2 separate regions of the Homo sapiens genome follow, and region 2 is linked to region 1. A link is a contact called in ENCODE Hi-C or POLR2A ChIA-PET data. All regions are on one chromosome and are shown on one strand. The core of a region is the stretch at or near the end of the contact, and the rest is flanking DNA. Distances in the headings are between cores, read along the strand shown.

Region 1 (3,129 bases), core at 325-2,824:
TCTGGGTCTTACCCAGTTTTAGCACTTAAAGCTCCATGTCCCCCTAAATTCCTCAGTCCCAGGCAAACCAAGATAGCGTTCATGGGAAGCTTCAATATCAAAGGAGCAGGGGATTGTTCAAAGAGGGCTCTCGCCAGGGAATGAGTATACACAGCCTGTTTTCCCATGGACAGCCTGTTTTTCCAGTATGGACATGCAGAGAGGAGACAGTGGTCATAATCAACTCTACCCCCTGTTCTCACAGGAAGGGAAGATTGACAGCTACTGCAGGCTGTTTGCTGTTCCATTTGGGAAATTTTCCTGAGGATCCCCTGTAATAAGAGGATAGAATATATCTGCCTTCATGACTTAAAAGAGGCTATAAATTATTTTCATGTCAATGAAACTGTAATTAGCCACTGACAGGATTGTCAAGAAGTAATTTTCAGAGTTTGGTCCCCTTGAGTTAAACATGCCTGCTGACAGCTTACTGAGGACGTGTTATTGTGGGACACCATCCAGGCCTGGAGGGACCCAGAATCAGGCAGAAGGACATGGTCACATGGTGGAGGGGCTGGAGGAGGTGACAATTAGCAGGTAGAATGGGATTCCAGGTATTTCAAGGCCAAACCAATACTTGGTGCTTTCACCAGGCAGGCAGCAGGGAAGACTGTCAGCAACAAACAGGGCACCCCACTGGCAGTCAGATGATGATGATGATGATGATGATGATGATGATTATTATTATTATTATTTGAGACGGAATCTCACTCTGTCACCCAGGCTGGAGTGCAGTGGCGTGATCTCGGCTCACTGCAAGCTCCGCCTCCTGGGCTCACACCATTCTCCTGCCTTAGTCTCCCGAGTAACTGGGACTACAGGCACCCGCCACCACGCCCGGCTAATTTTTTATATTTTTTAAGTAGAGACGGGGTTTCACCGTGTTAGCCAGGACGGTCTCGATCTCCTGACCTCGTGATTTGCCCACCTCGGCCTCCCAAAGTGCTGGGATTACAGGCATGAGCCACTGCGCCCAGCAATTATTTTCAATCTCTGAGAGATGATAGCAAGAAATGGGCAAAGTCTCATTTCCAAGGGACTAAGGCTTGAGGCAGGTCAGCAAAAGAGGGACCAGGGTGAAAGTACAATGAGCACAGCTGGGACGTGAGGTTGGGGTGAGCTCAGCAGTGACCAGCCACTTGTAGGGGACAAAGGGCCTATTTCTTGAGAAAGAAAGGTACAGAGATATGGTGCTGAGCTGCTCCAGTACTCCAGGTGTTGCCATCCTGTGAGCACAAACGCAGCTGCAATCACATCCTTGCCTAAATCTCAGTGGCTTCCAGCCACCTGCTGCTCACCCAGGATCCCAGCACCCCGGTTCCCCATCTTCCCAATTCCTTCTGGGAATACAGGGGATGTGCCCAGGGACACAGCTCCTGCTGGCAAGCAGCTGAAGCAAGGGGCTATGCCACTGTCCTGCTCCCCAGTCCTCTGTGAGTACAATACCCTCCCCAGGTTCTGGAGTGCCTTCCACCACCACCAGGAGCTGCTCTGGGTCTGTGGCAGAGGGAGATTAAGGGTGTGACTCTCCCCGACTTTGTCTCTTCTGTCATCTGAGGCATGGCACCACTTGTATCTGGAATCTCACCAAGTTTTTCATGAGGACGATCCGTCAGCATCTGTTCTGGTCTCTGGTTTCCCATTAGGTGTGAAACTAGTTCCCTAGCTTGTGAGGGCAGCAGGGGAACTCCAAAACATCCCCTCTATTTTTATTTCCTTTCTCCTTGCTCAAAGGCCTTCTTCCTCTTTCAGATAAGAGACACAAAAGCACACATGCCTATCAATTTATGTGGACAGACACCCAAAGGGCTTCTGCCCTCTGCAGTGCAGTTTGGACTTAGGACATTCTTACACAATATTATCTCTTTGTCCCCAGATGCCAAGCCAAGGCCACTAGAAAAACCTCTAAATAATTAGACTTTTATGAAGGCTAACCTGGGCTATTTTTGAAGGTGCTTTTAAAACAATCTTATCACACCTAATTTTGAATAAAGATATGTTGTGGAAAAACTTGATGCTTACATTTGGAATAATTTAAGGTGTATTACAAAACAATAAATGATGGGACAATTGTGTTATGTTTCCAAAAAAGTTCATATAAAATTTCAGTGAGTGGGCTGGGCGCGGTGGCTCACGCCTGTAATCCCAGCACTTTGGGAGGCCGAGGTGGGCGGATCACGAGGTCAGGAGATCGAGACCACGATGAAACCCCGTCTCTACTAAAAATACAAAAAATTAGCCGGGCGCGGTGGCAGGTGCCTGTAGTCCCAGCTACTCGGGAGGCTGGGGCAGGAGAATGGCGTGAACCCAGGAGGCGGAGCTTGTAGTGAGCCGAGATCGTGCCACTGCACTCCAGCCTGGGCGACAGAGCAAGACTACGTCTCAAAAAAAAAAAAAAAAAAAAGAAATTTTCAGTGAGTGTGGAAGGACTAGAGCCTTCCTCTGCTACTACTACATTTTACCTCGTGGGAAACAGGCCTATGGATTTAGCCAAGGAAAAAGAAACGTGGGAATGCTGTTTATTCCTTGCATAGCCGTAATATAAAGTATGAATTTTATCAAGTATCTTTTCACTCAACCTATCATAGCCACTCAAAAAGATGTTAATGGAAAGACAACCATCAGAAGCAAAATCATGCCAAGAACGAGAAGCAGCAGGAGGAAAAACTTTGGTTACTTCTGTGAGTTCTAGAAAGTTGTAGTTACGGTTTGCAAGAGTATCAGTGTTAGGCTTTAGACAAGACATTCCTTGGGTCACCAGTGGCCTTTTGGGTGGTAATGGCCACAGTCCAAAAAGGAAGAAGAAAGCAATTTTGCATTCATATTATCCATTTCCAATTTTTTAGGGGACTGATGGTCACTCTCCTGGCCCTTAGAGATGTGTGTGGGTAACCTCGCTGGTGTCTTTGCTGGTGGGGTTAAAATTTTCCATACGTGCTTCAGGACTCTACCTCAGCCATGTCTTTCTGTGAGCATTGAGCTTGTTAATGATGCATGTTTCTTACCCAGCTTTAAAAGATGATTGAGTTATTACTGGGGAGTTATTATTGGGGAGTTTTTTCCCATGTAGTTGAGGCATAAGTTGATAAG
Region 2 (3,428 bases), core at 347-2,846, 42 kb after region 1:
ATTCAGTATTCCTACTAGCTCAGGCCTCTCCCAGGCAGTGTCTTCATGGTGTTAAGTGTGCACCTAAGAACAGCCTGTAGACCTATATACTGTGTCTCTCATAAGTGTACTGCGTTCTATTTTTTATGTGTAAATGCTGTAGCTGAAATTAATAAAATGTTTTGCCTTTGTGTATTTTCTCTATAAATACACAAAGACAGCTAGGAAATATTTTTGATGTTAATAAAAAGATCTTACACTAAAAAATGCCAGGAACCTTTGTGCTACCAAAAAGTTTACTTCAGGACTAACCCTTGCAGGGGCCTAGATATTTCAGGGTCTTCCCTTTTCCCCCAAATATTTGCTACCTGTTTTCCAAGCCCTTCCTTCCAGTGAAATAAAGCTGTTTCTTGGCACCTTTAGGGACAAATGGCTGATTGGCTTTACACTTTAACAAATGAATTCACACTGACATATAAACAGCCAATCAGCAAAAATGCAGATATGTAGTTTGTTTTTTCTGTCTCAGTATATTTGATACTTTCCAGTTTTGATAAGGAGGAGAGAGTTGGAAAGAAAATGAGGCCCAAGGGAAGATAAAGTTTTCTTCAGCTTGATTTTTTGAGAGGGTTGGTCTGGGATGGCCCTGTTTATCTTTGTGCACTTTGAGATATGCTTGTCCTGTGTGACCAGCCCGCACAGCTGGGGAAGTGGTAAGGAGTGAAGAAGTGTTGCTTTCCCAGCCTCCTCTCCACTGGGAAAAGAAAGAGAGAGGCAAATGGGGTGACGACGATACATCAAACCACTTTTTGCCCGTGTCTTCCTGGGCCAAGAAGAAATACTTCAAAAGCACAGTGTGAAAAAAAAAAAAAAAAAACCCTCCCAAAGGGATAGGATTATGTATTTCCCCAAATAATTCCCTCCCAGAGGTTTTGCCTTCAGGCTTCTCACTGAAGACCTACAGGCAGGAAGGGCTGTATGTATTATTTTATGATTATTTTTTAGAGACAGGGTTTCACTCCGTTGCCCAGGCTGGGGTGCAGTGGTATGATCATAGCTCACTGCAACCTCCAACTCCTGGGCTCAAGCAATCTTCCTGCCTCAGCCTCCTGGGTAGGTGGGGGACTACAGGTTTAAGCCACCATGCCCTGCTAATTTTTAAATTCTTTGTATAGATGGGTTGTTGCCCATCTGTGTTGCCCAAGCTGGTCTTGAACTCCTGGCCTCAAACAATCCTCCTGCCTTGGCCTCCCAAAATGTTGGGATTACAAGCATGAGCCACTGCTCCCAGCCACTATGTGCATTCTTAAAGGACTGCCTTCCATACGAAACATCTTTAGTTCGCAACAAAGCTCTGCGGCATTCAACAGTGGATGAGAGACACCTACAGCCCCCGACTCTGAGGTGTATTCCAAAGTGTGAAAATGTACTCAGTGACTTGACTTACACATTAAGCTGGCCGAGGCCACTAACATAATACATGGCTTCTTTTAACCTCCAGTCTCAGAGGGCTTAATGAGAAATAGTCTGTCAAATTTCAGGATTTCAAGCCACTGCTCTTGTTTCTAAGAAGGACACACACTGTGTTGTGCAATTAGAGAAAACCAGGCTGAGCTTTCGTCATGCGAGATGTAATGCCTTGAAGCCAAATGATGCAGTATTTTTAGTTGTAATTACTGGCTTGTTCTCCAATCCACTCCTTGCCCAACGACCTCCCTTGCTTCTCCCAAGAATCTTAATACAGTTTCTTCCCCTCAAAAATCCAACTGTGGCTACATAGATCTTCACTACTCGCCCAACCCTCTGACTCTTCAGTAAAATAAAGGGAGGAGAAAGAAATCAAAACCAACGAACCTATTTTACATATCTTCCCCTCCAGGGAAAAGATCTTAGCAATTTTCTAAAGGCTAGAGTGAGGTAGGAGGTGTCAAAAGCACCCTTACCTCCCCCAAACAGGCAGTTTTCGACTTCAAAAAACAGTTGTGGTAAAAATATCTCCCAAGAACAGCCAGCTGTTTATTTATAAATCTGTGCGTAGGGAAGCTTTATTTTTCTGAAGTGTTTTCAAGAACATGCATAGTGTTTGGGTGAGAGGGGCCAGCCTTGCTGGCGGCGAACCAAAGAGCAGGGAATCACAAAAGACGGCCGGCGGCGAGCAGGCTGGGGTGACGGGGACCCCGTGGATAACGGGCTTGAGGACGCCCAGGGCTTCAGCCTTTTCCAGGCGTCCCTCGCCGGGGCAACGCAGAGCAGCTGCCGTTCTTCCCGCGCCCCAGCAGATGGTGGTGTCAGCCCGGCCTCGTGCCCGGCCGCCGCTGCGCCCGCGCCCCCTCCCCTCGCAGATGGCTTAATCAGGGCTCCCGCCCGCCCCTCCGCGGCCCCCGCCCCGCGCGTCTGGGCGAGCGCTGCGAACGTGGAGCCAGGCAGTCAAGTGTTACTGCGTACAGCAGGTAGCCTGGCAACTGAGAGCACAATACCGAGCAGATGGTGTTCGCACGGCGTGATGGACATCACACACGACAGCCTGAGACAATCCAGGAATTCCCTGGTGACTCGAGGCCCTCTTTGCACAAAATGAGTTCTCTCTCCATTGCCGTGTATCTCTGGGGTTATCTGCCCCCCTCCTCCGACTGACACTGAACTGGTTTCTCATTACCGACTTTTCTTCCAGCCGGAGGGGAGGAAGAATTCAAGTGGGGGAGGGCGCGGGAAGGGGACGTGGAGGGAAACGGAAGGGCTGGGAGTGGGGTAGGGGGGCAGTGGCGACCTCCGGGGGGGGAGGGTGGCGGACACCAGACCCCAGGGCCGACAGCCCGGGAGGGACCGGGTTCCAGGACCCCAGCTGCACAAAGCCGGCCCGGGGAGGGGGCGATAAGGAGCGAGCCTCGGGTCGGCCCGGCACCGCTGCTTCGGCTCAGAGTCCTTGCAATCGCTTGGCCTACGAACAACCTAAATGAAATTTAGGGTTTTATTGAAAAAGTCCCCTGGGGCCTAATTTAGCCTCTCGACTCCAGCCTATATGCTTACAAGTCCTCAGGGGACTCCGGCTAGGAAGTCAGGAGTGGGGCCCGTGCGTCCCCGGCAGGACCTAGACTGCCTCTCGGCGCAGGCGGCCCTAACAAAGAAGCCCACGAGGCGGTCCCGGGCGCGGGCAGGGGCGGTGCGGCGGCGCTCGGGAGACCCGCGAGGGGCCCTGGAGGTCCTCGGCCCGCGCGCGCCGCTCGGGAGCCCGCGAGGCTGCGGTGTGCTCCAGCGGGCGCATTTCCCAGGCCCCGCCACATCGTGTGTGTTAGTGGCTGGGAAGGACACGAGGACAGAGATGAGGATTGTTCGTGGCAGGAAAGAGTAAAAATAAATCAATGCATAAACAAAAAGGATGCCCCAGAAAACCTGTGCTTTTCAGACACACACACACATACACACACACTCACTCACTCACTCACTCTGAA

Evidence for each region. A loop is a pair of places that touch in the nucleus more often than their neighbours do. ChIA-PET counts read pairs that join two places held with the same protein, here RNA polymerase II (POLR2A).
Region 2: a loop to region 1 is called in a map of Caco-2, with 4 times the contacts of the local background. The contact joins two enhancer-like sites. A Hi-C loop is called at or near these places in 1 of 168 maps with a recorded cell type or tissue (Caco-2). POLR2A ChIA-PET finds 5 or more read pairs at or near these places in 5 of 52 experiments (AG04449, HEK293, HepG2 and 2 more).

What each region holds. Positions count from the first base shown.
Region 1 is chr4:139,690,982-139,694,110 of GRCh38, forward strand. The region is part of intron 2 of MGST2 (microsomal glutathione S-transferase 2); the gene reads left to right. Among named protein-coding and RNA genes, the nearest start is that of MGST2, 27 kb to the left of the region's middle. RefSeq lists an enhancer at 1,621-1,670. Within about 2 kb of position 1,575, at least 5 of the 41 ENCODE cell types and tissues checked have a DNase peak (open chromatin) inside an H3K27ac peak, as active enhancers do.
Region 2 is chr4:139,732,720-139,736,147 of GRCh38, forward strand. The region is part of intron 2 of MAML3 (mastermind like transcriptional coactivator 3); the gene reads right to left. It also overlaps a transcript of MGST2 not described here. Among named protein-coding and RNA genes, the nearest start is that of MGST2, 69 kb to the left of the region's middle. RefSeq lists a silencer at 2,249-2,368. Within about 2 kb of position 1,597, at least 28 of the 41 ENCODE cell types and tissues checked have a DNase peak (open chromatin) inside an H3K27ac peak, as active enhancers do.